Regions from separate parts of the Homo sapiens genome. Here regions 1, 2, 4 and 5 are each linked to region 3. A link is a contact called in ENCODE Hi-C or POLR2A ChIA-PET data. All regions are on one chromosome and are shown on one strand. The core of a region is the stretch at or near the end of the contact, and the rest is flanking DNA. Distances in the headings are between cores, read along the strand shown. Region 1 overlaps LINC01104 (long intergenic non-protein coding RNA 1104). Region 2 overlaps MGAT4A (alpha-1,3-mannosyl-glycoprotein 4-beta-N-acetylglucosaminyltransferase A). Region 3 holds the start of REV1 (REV1 DNA directed polymerase). Region 4 overlaps CRACDL (CRACD like). Region 5 overlaps CRACDL (CRACD like).

What was found. A loop is a pair of places that touch in the nucleus more often than their neighbours do. ChIA-PET counts read pairs that join two places held with the same protein, here RNA polymerase II (POLR2A). Pooled maps may share reads with other maps.
Region 1: a map with no recorded cell type shows a loop between it and region 3 (16-fold over the local background). The contact joins the enhancer-like site here to the promoter of REV1 in region 3. A Hi-C loop is called at or near these places in 2 of 168 maps with a recorded cell type or tissue (OCI-LY7 and heart left ventricle), 1 of 37 single-sample maps with no recorded cell type and 4 of 50 pooled maps.
Region 2: a loop to region 3 is called in a map of heart right ventricle, with 7 times the contacts of the local background. The contact joins the enhancer-like site here to the promoter of REV1 in region 3. A Hi-C loop is called at or near these places in 6 of 168 maps with a recorded cell type or tissue (A673, MCF 10A, PC-9 and 3 more), 20 of 37 single-sample maps with no recorded cell type and 18 of 50 pooled maps.
Region 4: a pooled map shows a loop between it and region 3 (4-fold over the local background). The contact joins the enhancer-like site here to the promoter of REV1 in region 3. A Hi-C loop is called at or near these places in 3 of 168 maps with a recorded cell type or tissue (CD8-positive, alpha-beta T cell, IMR-90 and naive thymus-derived CD4-positive, alpha-beta T cell), 9 of 37 single-sample maps with no recorded cell type and 15 of 50 pooled maps.
Region 5: a loop to region 3 is called in a map of chondrocyte, with 10 times the contacts of the local background. The contact joins the enhancer-like site here to the promoter of REV1 in region 3. A Hi-C loop is called at or near these places in 1 of 168 maps with a recorded cell type or tissue (chondrocyte), 1 of 37 single-sample maps with no recorded cell type and 2 of 50 pooled maps. POLR2A ChIA-PET finds 5 or more read pairs at or near these places in 1 of 52 experiments (activated T-cell).

What each region holds. Positions count from the first base shown.
Region 1 is chr2:100,233,773-100,236,472 of GRCh38, forward strand. All of the region lies in intron 1 of LINC01104 (long intergenic non-protein coding RNA 1104), which reads left to right. Among named protein-coding and RNA genes, the nearest start is that of LINC01104, 27 kb to the left of the region's middle. Within about 2 kb of position 1,424, at least 5 of the 41 ENCODE cell types and tissues checked have a DNase peak (open chromatin) inside an H3K27ac peak, as active enhancers do; they include OCI-LY7, where a contact is called at or near this core.
Region 2 is chr2:98,636,472-98,639,171 of GRCh38, forward strand. MGAT4A (alpha-1,3-mannosyl-glycoprotein 4-beta-N-acetylglucosaminyltransferase A) reads right to left here. Exons shown (of 16, transcript NM_012214.3): 13 at 46-124. Among named protein-coding and RNA genes, the nearest start is that of UNC50, 29 kb to the left of the region's middle. Within about 2 kb of position 1,405, at least 4 of the 41 ENCODE cell types and tissues checked have a DNase peak (open chromatin) inside an H3K27ac peak, as active enhancers do.
Region 3 is chr2:99,488,597-99,491,296 of GRCh38, forward strand. It overlaps REV1 (REV1 DNA directed polymerase), which reads right to left and starts at 1,421. Exons shown (of 23, transcript NM_016316.4): 1 at 1,221-1,421. RefSeq lists silencers at 896-975, 1,046-1,145, 1,256-1,925 and an enhancer at 1,359-2,244.
Region 4 is chr2:98,821,434-98,824,133 of GRCh38, forward strand. It overlaps CRACDL (CRACD like), which reads right to left. Exons shown (of 10, transcript NM_207362.3): 7 at 424-2,104. Among named protein-coding and RNA genes, the nearest start is that of LINC02611, 51 kb to the left of the region's middle. Within about 2 kb of position 1,443, at least 20 of the 41 ENCODE cell types and tissues checked have a DNase peak (open chromatin) inside an H3K27ac peak, as active enhancers do.
Region 5 is chr2:98,908,185-98,910,884 of GRCh38, forward strand. The region is part of intron 1 of CRACDL (CRACD like); the gene reads right to left. Among named protein-coding and RNA genes, the nearest start is that of CRACDL, 27 kb to the right of the region's middle. RefSeq lists an enhancer at 1,476-1,975. Within about 2 kb of position 1,332, at least 10 of the 41 ENCODE cell types and tissues checked have a DNase peak (open chromatin) inside an H3K27ac peak, as active enhancers do.

The sequences.
Region 1 (2,700 bases), core at 174-2,673, 750 kb after region 3:
TAATCAAGATGTGCTCATTAAACTGCAATGACATATTGTTCCACTTATCAAATTGACCAACGTAAAAATGGGCTGATGAAGTTCAGCATTGGTGAGGGTATAGGAAGTAACTGGCACCCAGGTACATTGTTGGTGCAAGTGTAAATCAGTACACCTTCTTGGCTTGCAACCTAGCAATATCTACTGAAATGTTTAAAGTTCTAATCTTTTAACTCTGTATTTCTACTTCTAACATTTAAGCCTCTAAAGCCTCAAGAATGTTCCTTGGGGCTTTGTTTAAAGACTTTAAAGTATTAAAAACGTAAAAGTAACCCAAATGAACTCTGAAGAAGAAGATTAAATAAATGCTGGTACAGCCGAAAGATGAAATACCACACACGTCTTAAGAATGGGTTAGACCTTCCTGTCCCTACTGATATGTAAAGTGAAAAACGCAAGCTCCGAACTGCATTGGTGGTATGAGTCCACATCCAAAGTAATCAACAGCAACAGTAAGAGGGTTAGTATCAGTGTGAAAAAAGAAGACGGAGAATTATGCACCAATTTTTGGCAGCATGTCCCTAGAAATGAGATTACTTACATTCTTGTAAGGTTTGGAATTTTACATAACTTTGCACCATGTCATCAGAAGAAAAAGGCAGGGCACATCTTAGTGTAGGCTGAAACACATTTCCATTCAGTGGCTATCTGGAGGGGTTATTCATGAAATTTGTAAACATGTGGGCATTCAAAGTGATATTTCATAGAGGCTCTAAGAGACAAATTTCCCACATGAATAAACAAAGGAAGGTATGGGGAAGTCTATGTGGCAAAGTTTATTTAGATCCTCGAATCAAGAGTTGCAATTGGTTACGTGTCTTTGAACAACTAATTTGTAAGCTTCCCAGAGTCCTGGTTTTCTCATCTGCAACGTGTGGTTGGGCAAGGCAACCTTCTTAAGGACTTCTCCAGTTGAAATGGGCTCAGCCTGCAAGTAAGTGGAATTTAGGTAAATGATAATCCTAGCAATGGAAGGTGCTGCTCATGTCTGCTAGGACGAGTGCCTGAGAGCTAGCGGACTTCAAAGTCAGCTAAACAGACTTTCCCAGCTTAATGTAGCTAGGTGGCCTTTTCCCCTTCAGCACTTTCTCTCCTTCATCCCAGGTGGTCTGCTTCCCCATCTCTAGTTGACTGAAGAAATTAAAGAGAAAAAGAGAGAGAGAGCAAGACTGAGATGGAGAGCGTAAAGAAAATCAAATGTATTAGGAAGAAGAAAAGATGAATGGTGTGCGAACTGGGTCAGATAGGAGGGAGGGCAGTTAAAGATGAGTTACTGGAGGTGCAAGTCACACTAACAAAACTTTGAAAAACAAACGAAGGCCTGGTGAGGCGATGACTAACACAGCTATAGATCCGGGCATTGCAGGCCGTCCCAGAGGGCCGGCTTTACAACGTGGCCATTGATCCAGCCCAGGTGTGCACAGCCTCGGCCACTCTCATTTCCCCTTCCTGCCCACAGCCTCCCCGCTGCTCAGGAAGCTGTGCAGCCCTGGCTGTGCATGTAGAACTCAACCGCAGGTCAGGGAGCCTGGGGAGCTGGGGGCTCCAGGCCCTGTTCTCACTGTAAGAGCAGCTTTTGTGTCAAAGGCAAGTTCACAGCCGCTGAGTCTTCCGAGGCATTGCAGAGCTTACGCCTTTACCGCCAGCCGGTGCTAGGCCCAGGGAGAATGATGAAGTCGTCGAGGATATTAGAACCACCATAACGTATTTCCTGGGCATTTTGTGGCCTTACCTGCAGGTAGGTATGACGATAAGCACATCAAGCAGACGGGGAGGTCAGGTGACTTGTCCAAGTCACCCAGCCAGAAGTAACAGAGCCAAGACTCAAACCCAGATCCGCTCAGTTTCTCCTGCTCTGATATTGCTGCCTTTGATTTTTGCCTTTGGATCTTTCCAGACCTATCTCCCACCCCTTGCTCCATCCCACTGAGTGTGCCCCATGGCTTTCTTGTATGCTGCGGGCCTTCCAGCCAGAAAGCTGGACCTGGCAGTGAAGGTGTGGACACACCTTAACACATGGAGGTTAAAAGCCACGACAGTCGGGAGCTCACTGAAATGGCTTATTGCTGCCTCTCCTGGGCATAACTGCAATCTGGGTGAGATCCCAGGAGACCAAGCCAACTTTAAGATGCAAAGGGACAAGTCTCTAAGGGTTTTCAGATATTGGTGGGTGAAGGATAGGGAAAGAGCCCAGAGGGGCAGGGAGGAGAGGAGCGAGGGGAGAACGAGAGGCCTTCCACAGTCTCTCAATGTATCAGAGTCAGCTGTTGCCACAGCTGTTATGAGTTGAAGTGTGGCCCCCAAAATTCACAGATTGAAGTCCTAACTCCTGTACCTCAGAATGTGACCACATTTGGAAATAGGCCTGTTGAGATCACATTGGATTAGGATGGGCCCCTAATCCGTATGACTTTATACAAAGGGGAAATTTGGACACAGACCCACATACAGAGGGAATGCCGTGTGAACATGAAGACGGCTACCTACAAGCCAAAGAGAAGGGCCTGGAGCAGATTCTCCATCACAGCCCTCAGAAGGACACCTGCTGACGCCTTGGTCTCGGGCTTCCAGCCTGCAGAGCTGCAAGAGAACACCTCTCTGTAGTTTATGTTGCTCAGATTGTGGTACTTTGTAAAGGCAGCCTTAGCAAACGAATGCAAT
Region 2 (2,700 bases), core at 155-2,654, 850 kb before region 3:
TAGTATTAGTTGTTAGGGAAAGGTAAGAGGAAATAGCAGTCATACCTTAAAAGGCAAAACTTCCACAGTTGTGTTTAGCAGAATATCTCCAGGATGTTCTTGGTTGCCGCTATGGAACAAATAACTGAAAATACAAACATCAAAATAAAAACACAAGTCGGGCTAGATTTTACAAAGATTCAAGAAAATGACCTTACCTCAGAGTCAGCTTTTCTACACAAGACTCTAAGCAAGCAAAGTTGACAACGCTAGAGCTTCTAATAACTGCACAGTATGTGTTCTGAATGGTTGTAGGGAACTTAGAAACTTAAGAGCATGACTCCTAGGTGATAAGTTCATTCCTTCTGTCAGAAACAATTATGTTTGCTGCTTAACATAATAATGTACCTAGATATTTTCAAAAAGGATGAGTTTTATGTCACTGTCTATAATGCTTTAAATATTTAACCCTCTTCCCAGAAAATTATAACACCTATATAATACTGCTGTATCTTATATCAGAAAAAAACTTCACTAGGACAACCAGTAGTCATGGCATGTCCAAAGACCAGTTCTAGGCTGGGCGTGGTGGCTCACACCTGTACTCCCAGCACTTTGGGAGGCCGAGGTAGGAGGATCACTTGAGGTCAGGGGTTCAAGACCAGCCTGGGCAACACAGTGAGACCTCGTCGCTACAAAAAAATTAAAAAATTAGCCAGGCATGGTGGTATGTACCTGTAGTCCCAGCTACTCAGGAAGCTAAGGTGAGAGGATTGCTTGAGTTTAGCCTGGAAGGTCTCATCTACAGTGAGCCGTGACTGTGCCACTGCACTCCAGCCTGGGTAACACAGCAAGAACTCATCTCTAAATAATAATAATAATAATAGTAATAAATAATAATAATAAAAGAAACAAAGACTAGTTCTATCCAATACAAATAACTTTAATATTAGTAGACTAAAAGTAAATTAACCTCTTAAAATATCTGAATATCAATATTAAAAAAGCATTTGAAGAATGACTAATTATCGATATATGGTGACAGATCTAAAATACTTTCTGGGTGTGAGTATAATACTCTGTTTTTGATACTCTGAAAACAAACTAGTAAGTATGCGTATGCGTTCTCAGGGTGTGGGGAAGGGAGGAAACTAGGTCAGACATGCAAAGTATGTCTGAATCTAAACCTAACTCTAGTTCAGTTGCATGGTTAAAAGTTTAGGCTTAGGAGTCAGAAAGACCTGGGTCCAAATCCTGGGTCTCTCAGTTACTAGAATTGTCACCTTTCACGAGTTTCCTCAGCTTTCTGAGCCTGAGTTTCTTCTATAATGCAGACAGTCCCATCTACCTCAGAGGACTGCTCCAATCAGTTCAGGAGAACTGACAAAAAGTCCCCCGCACATTCAAAATGCTCAGCCAGTCACAGTATGGTTACGATACAGTTACAGCGGTGGGCCAGTAGATATGGCTGTAAAAGGTTACGTGGGAATTCTTGGGGTGATAGAAACGGTCCTTATCTTGATATACTGTGTCAAAACCACAGTCTGCAAGATGCTCCCCTTGGGCAAGTGGGGTGATGGGTACACAGGATGTCTCAGTTTTACTTCCTACAGCTGCGTGTGAATCTATACTTTCTCAAAAGTCAAAGACTAAGAAAAAGAAATTGATTGTTGAGGGAAAAAGCACACAAAATAAATGTATCAAGTCAAGTGAAACTGTCCCTGTTATCTCACCTCTATTAACAGTTTAATAGATTTTTTGCAGATTTGTTCTATGTACATAATATATGTAAAACATTGTTTTTATTTTTCAAAAAATCCTTCTATAATCTATAATTCTATACTCTCTATATAGAATGCTATATATTCTAGAATCCTATACACATATAATGCCATAATCTATAAAATGATCTATAAGGATATTCTATAAAGTTATAAAATTTGCTTTTCACCCCACTTAGTATATATCTAAGAAAGTTTTCATGTCAATACATACTAATCTACGTCAATATTTTTGATGACTGCTTACAGCATTCCACTGCGTGGCAATATCATTTTATTTAACCAAACACATACTAATGGACATCTATGCTGTTTCTAATTCTATGCTGGCTCTCTGAGTGGTAAACAATATCTCAAAGTGCAGAGTATTACTAATAGTATAAAAATGAACTTTAACAGCAAAACAAATAAATGCTCATGCAAGTGCAAAATATTATTCAAAACTATTTCTGTATGTTCTTCCAGTGGTATTCCCAATGCTTAAAACACTTTTAAAACTTGAATTCCTCTTTGGAATCAGTTTAGAGTAACAAAAGAAAATTAGTAACATTGTATCACAGCTCTAAATTGTTTCTGACCACCTCAAATAGAATTACTGAAAATGATTTCTGGTGGATTCTAAAAATCAAATTGGCCCTCCCATTGGGACACATAAAAGGAAACACCACAGAGTGGGGAACTATGTTCCTTTAAGTATGCCACTGCCAATCTGGGGAACACACCCAAACCTGAAGAAGGACTGAAGGAATCACGACTATTAAATTAAAAACAGGCCAGGCACAATGGCTCACGCCTATAATCCCAGTACTTTGGGAGGCAGACATGGGTGGATCACCTGAGGTCAGGAGTTTGAGACCAGCCTGGCCAACATGGTGAAACCCTGTCTCTACTAAAAATACAAAAAAATTAGCCAGGTGTGGTGTCAGGTACCTGTAATCCC
Region 3 (2,700 bases), core at 171-2,670:
TGAGCTCTTAAGTGTCCAGTACAGGAAGGCAGGGAACAATACGCAGCACTGGTCCCTGCACGGGCAAACCCAAGAATATGTGTGAAAGGTTGGTGGACAGATAGATGGTTCCCACAGGCTGATTTGCTACATACAGAACTCCATAGAAAGAACCAAGGTTATGGTTGGTCCTACCCTACCTAAACAGGAAATGGCTTATTCTCGGAGACTAAAGTGCCAAGTCCGGAAAGACCAGACAGATACACAGAATTACAGACTGTTACATAAAGTCCTTAATAGTTACAAGCCCTTGTTGTGCTATGTGCTAGTCTGCATTATTTTCACCTAAATGAAACCATTTCTACTTAGTACATGGCGTGAGAAGACGTGGAGATAAAGAGAATTAGCAGACGTATATTATCTGCAATTTATCTTACGGAGGAGTACATTAAGGAGTGTTATGTGAGATTATTTCTTTACAAACTGAGAATAGGTAGGAAGAGCAGCGAAACACAGCGCGGCTCGGTGCGCCCAGAGCGGCGTCACTGTAACAGTACAGAAGTGGGCAAGGGGCTCTCGGAAGGACAGTTGGGGAACGGCGCCCAGCGTATTTAGCGAACGGACAAGCAGCAAGGAAAAACAAGGGAGCAACAACCGCCTTCGGACATTCCGACCGGTTCTGGGATGCACCGGGGACGTCGAAGGCGGGGTGCGGAAAAACGCTGTGGCTGGAGTGCGGGTGGGAGCGGCGGCTCGACCGGGTCGACATTCTACAAACGCTTGTGGAACGAACGCCCGAACGCGCGCGTGAATGAATGGCGCGGAACTGAATGGCCGGCCGAGGCGCCGGCGCAGGAGGAAGGAGTTTGCGGCGCGGTCTGACCGGGCCGGCGGGATGCGGCCGGGCGCGGAGGGAAGGGCCGCTGCGCCAGGGGTCGGCGCGGGGCGGCCCATGGGGCTGGCGGCGGCGCGGGGCCGGCCGCGCCATGACGGAAGGGAAGGGGAGGGGAGGTCACACATTACATAACCCGGCGGCTGCGAGCGTCAGGGGAAGGCGCCGTGGACAGCCCAGGCCGCGACAGGACGGCCGCGGGCCGGGGCCGGGGCGACGCACCCCTCCCCCGCGCCACCTCAGGCCGACCGCGCTCTGGCCGCTGCCGGGCGGGTCTGCGGCGCCTCCGGGCGACGCGTGTCCGATCCCGCCCCTCCCCCACCCCGCCGCCGGCCCGGGGGTCGCTCACCTTCCGCGTTGCCCCAGACCACCATGCCCGGGCCCGGCGGCCTTCTCCGGCCTTGCGGACCCCGGCCCCGCCGCCGCCAGTGCCCTCGCCAGGGACCAGGGAGGAGGGCCGGGGGAAGGCAGCCCCACCGCTGAGCAGCGCCGCGGTCCACGCTCCCCCACGCTCGCGGCAACCAACCCCGCGCGCGCTCCGCGGTGGCTCTCCGCCCCTCCCCCTCCGGTTAGCGCGCGCGCCGCAGCCACGCCCCCTAGCGTTCCGCGCGCGCTCCCCGGCCCCGCTCGCGCTCACAGCCGCGCGGCGCACGCGCTCTGCTCCCCCCGGCCCGGGGCGACCCCAGCCTCGGGCGTAGCACCGCGGCGCCCGGCGTCGGCCTCCGTGTTCCTCCCCTCCCCGGCCCCGCCCTGTTGTTCTGCAGCCGCCCGCAAGGGGCAGCGCCTGGGCGGCACGTGACCGTCTCGCTAGCTGGGCGGAGGGGAGCGCAGCGCGGGCCCGCCCACGCACTGCGCCGCCTGCCCGCCCGTCCTGCTCCGGTCACCCCCGCGCTTCGTTGACCGGGTCGCGGCTCTTCGGTTGCCATTCGGACAGCGCGCCGCTCCGTGCACAGCGAGTCCCCGCGCCTGCCCCGCCTTGGGGCTCCCCAGTGGGGAAGGACACAAGTGCAGACACTGACCGGGCTTCAAACCCCGGTACTGTGTGAAGATGCGCCAGACGCCCGGGTTCCCTCCTTAAGCAATTGATTTACAGTGACATCTAGTGGAGAAAGGGACACACATGAACTGACATTTTCCTATGTCCAGAGCAACCGAGAACCACGGCCCACTCAGGTTCGCGGGAAGGAGCACTGCGCCACGGCGTTTTCGGGATTCGTGGCCTGCTCCCGCAGGGCACAGACACTATCTTCTGTCCTTTGAGTGCCCGGGCAGCATTGCGCCTGAGTATTTGTAAACGGAGGGCCGGTATCCCATCCCATGTACAGCGCTGGAGTTACCCGAGAAAGCAGTTTTCTATGAATATAAAAATAATATCCTATATTATGTATGCGTAAGTACAATTCTAATTGAGGGCCTTCTAGCAGAAAACAATCCGTCCATAAGGACCACTTTCTCCCTCTTGGCAGGGTCGCTTTGAAGACTCCACATTGTTACATAATAGTCTTTATTGTTGTAATGCACAAACATGAAGATACTTTTTTCCCACTCATTCCCTTGCCTAAAATGCTTCAGAGTTTGCAGGTACTTAGGAAACAATCAGTATTCTTTTGAAAACTGATTTGCAGAGTTGGAACTTGTTTACTAGCAACACAGAGAATACTCAAATAGCTCATTTCTTTCCCTTTCAGTTTTTTGCCATTTTATAGACTTCTATAAATGCACTTCAACTTCAGTATTCTCGTCGCTAATCCAACGAATTTAGATTGCATACTTTTCAAAGACGTCATAATTTAAAACAAATTGCGTAATTGCTTTCTTTTCTTTTCTTT
Region 4 (2,700 bases), core at 193-2,692, 670 kb before region 3:
TCCCAAAGTGCTGGGATTACAGGCATGAGCTACCGAGGTCGGCCTATTCCTTACTCTAGATTAGGGGTGTCCAATCTTTTGGCTTCCCTGGGCCACACTGGAAGAATTGCCTTGGGCCACACATAAAATACACTAAACTAAGGACAGCTGATGAGCTTAAAAAAAAATTCGCAAAAAGTCTCAATGTTTTAAGAAAGTTTACGAATTCATGTTGGGCCACATTCAAAGCCGCCCCGGGCCCAGGCCGCGAGTTGGACAAGCTTGCTCTAGATCAGACATGATGTTAGTGGGAATTCTGACTCCTTCCAATTCCCCTGCAACAAAGTTTGTACCAGGAGCATTTGGCGAGTGTCCAGCAAGATGTGCCCGTGGATGTGGATCTCCCCAGGCCCTGCCCTTCCCGCACCCTCGGCGGGCTCTTACCAGCTCCCCTGCGCAGCGGCCTTTTCTCCGCCGTCCTGGGCTCCTTCCTGGGTTCCCGCTCTCCCGGGCCGGCGTCGGGGGGCGCGGGCTGGTGCGGGAGCGTGAAGCTCTGCAGAAGCGGCTTCCGGGGCAGGGGCGGCTTGGAGCTGAGCGGCTCGGGGGGCCGGGCCTTCCCCTTTCCTTGGTCGCTGGGGGCCCTGGTGCCTCGAAGGGCGGGGGCCGTCCCGAGGGGACACTTCTCCTCCTTCGGGAGCACGGTCAGCGACCTTTCTAACCGGACCTCGGCACTGTACCTCTTCACACCCTTCACCTCCTGAGAGGCGCCATCCCTGTATTTGAGCGAGAGGGAGGTGGACCGGAGCTTGACGGGGAAGGGGTTTCTGTCCTCACTCGGGGCCGGCTCCTGGGCGGCTGGGCAGGGCTCTCTCGTGCCGGGCGCGGCGGCCGCCTCCTGAGGGCTCTTGCGCGGCCCGGCCGGGCTGGCCGCCCTGTCCCCCGAGTCCTGAGGGCCGCGCTCCGCCAGCTTCCGAGGGCCAGGTTTCGCGTGCTGGGGCTCGGGGAGACCCTGGAGGTCGTCAAGAGCCGCCTCGCTCCTCCAGACCGGGCCGCTCCTCGCGAGGGGCAGGCGGCCGCTGGCCCGTTCCAGCGGGCGGGAGACGCCCGGACGAGGCCGCGCTCGGCACGAGGACACCGAGAACTTCTTCGCGCCTCGCAGCTCGGCACCGCCCCTCTCCGCCTTCCGCTCTGGCGCCGCCCTCTCGGCGCCCGCCGGTGGCGCCTCGGCTCGCTCGGCCTTGGGGCGCTCCGGGGCGGCGGCCTCTGCGTCGAGGGAACCGGGGCCGGGCTCCACCGGGGGAGACTCCGCAGCGGCAAGCGGCGGGGACGCGGCGGGGCCCTCGCTGGCGGCCGCGGGCCGGTGTTTCAGGCAGCTCTTGGGCGCCGGCGGGCTCGGGGCGGGCGCCGTGGAGGGCTCGGTCCCAATTCTCTCGGGCTCGGTCCCCGCTCCTCTCTCGGGCTCCGTCTCCGCTTCTCTCTCGGGCTCAGGCGCCGGCCCTGGGGGCCCCTTCTCCTCATCCGGGAGCACGGGCGGCGTCGGCTCCGCTTCCTTCGGGACACTGCGTTCTGGCCCGTCGCGAGCAGAGGGCGCCTCTGAGGTGGCGGCGGGGTCAGTCTCGGGGGGAGTCGTGTCCCCCTCAGGGATGGCGGTGGGAAACGGGCTCGCGACGTCTTCGGGAGCACAGACCACCTCCTCCGCCTTGTCCGTGGCCGGGGCACACGGGCCTGCGGGGGGCGCCTCCCCATCCTGCTTTCCGCCGTCGGGACCGGGATTCGGGGGGCCCTCCGGCGGGGACGGGGGCTCCACGCGGAGAGTGGGGGCCGACTCGGGCTCGGCGAGCTCCGGGGTGGCCGGGCGGCTTGAGGGGTCCTCCCCGGGGACGCCCCCCTCCTCCACGCTGGCCGTGAGCGCGGAGGAGTGCTGCAGGCGGGCGCGTCTGGCACGGGCCCCTCCGGGTGGCGGCAAGGGCGCCGGTGGCCCAGGCTCAGGGCCTCTGTCTGGCGCCACGTCCTGCTGCCCAGAGCTGGGGCGCTCTTCTGGGCTGACTTCCAAAAGTGGCTTCTCCTCGTTTTCCTCCTCCTCTGGGGTGCACGTCAGGTCGCTCAGGGATTCAGACTGAGCGCGCTGAGAGAAATAAAGATAAAAAGCATCGTCGCTATAGCCAATTCCAGGAAGCCTGTCACCTCCCCACTTTTTTCAAGGCTTATAATGGTTTAGTGATAGCAGCACTATAAAGCTGGCACTTAAGTAGGCATGTACCCACGGGTGTCTTTTCTCAGTCTGTATCCTACTGGTCTACTTGGGCTCACAAGTTTATCAGGACAATGGCAGATATGCCTCCAAAGTAAATGTCTACAGCTCCTCTGGCAGAGCCTCAAAACCAGTGGACTAGAGTAACGCCAAGGGAAGGCGACCAACAGCAGCCAGTGTCTGCTATGCTCTGTGCTCCCACACTTGTTATTTCATTTAATCTTCCATTCATCCCAGTGAGGAAGGGATGATGAGTCCCTTTTTGCACTTGAGAGCCAGGAACTCAGAGAGGCCAATACCTTGTTCAAGCCTGGGCAAGCAGGTGGCCGAGCTGAACAGCTGGGACTCTATGGCTCTGTGTTCCTCCCAGCCAGTCTCCCATGTCAACACTTCAGGAATGTACCCTCATAGTAAAGCCAGACTGGTTTTCCTAAAAGATGGCTCATATCATGCCAATAGCTAACCATGGC
Region 5 (2,700 bases), core at 82-2,581, 580 kb before region 3:
GTAGACGGACTGGCTGTCTCAACTGGGAGGCAAGCCACAAGAACAGAAGAGCCTAAATGTGTGGCCTAGAGAGAGCTCCGAGGTCACCCTCAGGTAGGGCATCTCTTCCAGACAATTCCAAAATCTCAGCTGTGGGACAGGAATGGGTCCCACACCGCCTCTCTTGCACATGCCATTCCATGTCAACCCTCCAGCAAAAGTTATTTACCTGGCAAATGCCTGCCCTGTCCCTGCAGTGAGTAGTCTGGCAGGGGAGAGGCTAGCCATCCTTCCTGGCCACACAGCTGGATGGCTCCACAGTTTCTCCCATCCCACAGCCTGTGGATAGCCTGTCGACCCAACAGCTTGGAAGTGAACAGAAAGATTTTATCAGCCCAAACAAAAACCCAAAGCCAAACTCACTCTATTGCTGCAAATGCCTATCAGGCAGATAAACTCCATTAAGGTCTGTCCCCTCCCTTCCCTGGTACAAGCTGCCACTTGCCCTGGACAACAGACCAAGGCTCGGGTTTCCAAGGTGGCTTACAGTCCAATGACCTTCCCCTCTCTGGTGTTGCCTCCATCAGTGGTGCAACGACATTCAGAGTCTACCGAAGGCTGGGACCTACACTTGGGAAGTGGAGTGAGCCTCACAATTTCCACTAAAAGTCCATCTGTACAGAAATAAATTTCATTCATACCTCATCTGTTTTCTCTCAGCCTAGCCAGAGTCCCTATATTTATTTGTATCAGTAAATTTGCACAGCCAGAATAATCCTAAAGGTTCAGAGGTCTACACACGGAAAAAGCCCACTGCCCCAAACTTGTCTTGCCCAGCCCCGTGTTTAAAAGCTTCATGCAAACACTGAGAGTACAGGATGTATAAATGCGTCCTGAGTTTAAGCCTCACACAGTGAATCAGCATCTCAGCAGCTCTGCTTCCTCTGAGACTCTGGGGAGGTTTCTTCAGTGAAAATTCAGAAGAGATTGGCAGAAAGCTGTCAAGCGATTGCTATGTATGGTTTCTCTGCACATCAGGAGATTCATGAGCCCTAGATAGCAACAGCAGATTCTTAACTGTCCCTTATGATATTTGCATTTGATTCCCAGTGCTTCTCAAGGGGAACTTATTTGTTCACAAAATTGCTTTCTTTATTTTGGTTCAACTTGCTTCTGGTTTACACATAAAAACTGCGATGTCACTGCTGTAACTTATAAGAAGGGGTGAGCAGGTTCAGGAAAACCCTTATTACAAATCTGAGAAAGCAGTTATGATTACGAGATAAGGATGCAATCCCAGGGGAGGTTCTAAATGTTTCCATGTAATCTGGACCCAAGCAACCGTCGTCAAACCACTGTTCATGAAATCTGTGGGTGCAAACAAATTGAGCTGTCAGGCTGCAGGACGCGAGCAAACACTGGCCAGGCAAATGGCATTTCCTCCCTCCAGCACATTTCTGCTGCTGACCCGCCTGCTCTAAGGCCCACTGAAACCTGACACCCAGACCAGCTGGCCTCTCCAGGGAACGGGCCTGGCACCAAACGCTCCATCTGTTAGCACACCTCAAGCCACCTGGCCACTTTGCTCTTTTTCCCTGGTTCCCTTACAGGCAGGAGAATCTTGTTCCTCTGCCACCTGTAAACTCACAGAGCCTGTCTCGAGGTACAAAGCCCATAAGTGAGAGTGGCAGAGGGCCAGCAGAGTAGCTACGGAAGCCAACAACAAAAGGAATGGGTAGCGGGGCTTGGGCCGCTTTCAAAAAGGGGAAACTTAATTCTGAAGCAGGAAATGGCTGCATTTTGCCCCGATTCCCACCCCTCCGGATTAGTACATCATGAGTAGTCAGTAACGCCATCTCTCCCACATCGCACTTTCCCTATAACTTGGCACCACTTCCCACCTCGGAAGGATGGCTCTGTCTCCTCCTCCAGCTGCTCCTACCTGCAGGAAGCCGATTTCAGAGACCTCTTACCAAGGGGGCTGTGAGCTGGGATGCACCCTCAGGCAGGACCTCCCACTTCCCCATTGAGAAGAGGAGACTGTCTCACCTCTGAAAACTAAGAAGCTCCTTGAGGCCAGGTGTGGTGGCTCACACCTGTAATCCCAGCACTTTGGGAGGCCAAGGCGGGTGAATCACCTGAGGCCAGGAGTTCGAGACCAGCCTGACCAACGTGGTGAAACCCCGTCTCTACTAAAAATACAAAAAATTAGCTGGGCATGGTGGTGCATGCCTGTAATCCCAGCTACTTGGGAGGCTGAAGCAGGAGAATCACTTGAACCTGGGAGGTGGAGGTTGCAGTGAGCCAAGATCACGTCACTACACTCCAGCCTGGGCAACACAGCAAGACTCTGTCTCAAAATAAATAAATAAATAAATAAATAAATAAATAAATAAATAAATAATGCTCCTTGTTTCCCAGCCACTGTTTTGAGGATCCCCCAAAACCAGAGTCTGCTCTGCTCACAATGACAACCGTTTCTACAAAAGAAGGAGGAGCCTCAAAGCCGAGAGAGTGGGAGTTGGAGTGTTCCCTCCCTCCACACCCACCTGCCATCAGAGCTCAGGGTTGCAGTTCACCAGGCCTAGCTCCATTCACCTGCTGGTGGCCTCGGCCAGGGTTTGCCCTGACAGGGCCCATTTCCTTTTCTGCAAAGTGGAGCCAATAATGTGGTGCCTCCTCTTACGGGTGACAGGAGGATTAAATGAGGCGATGTAAATA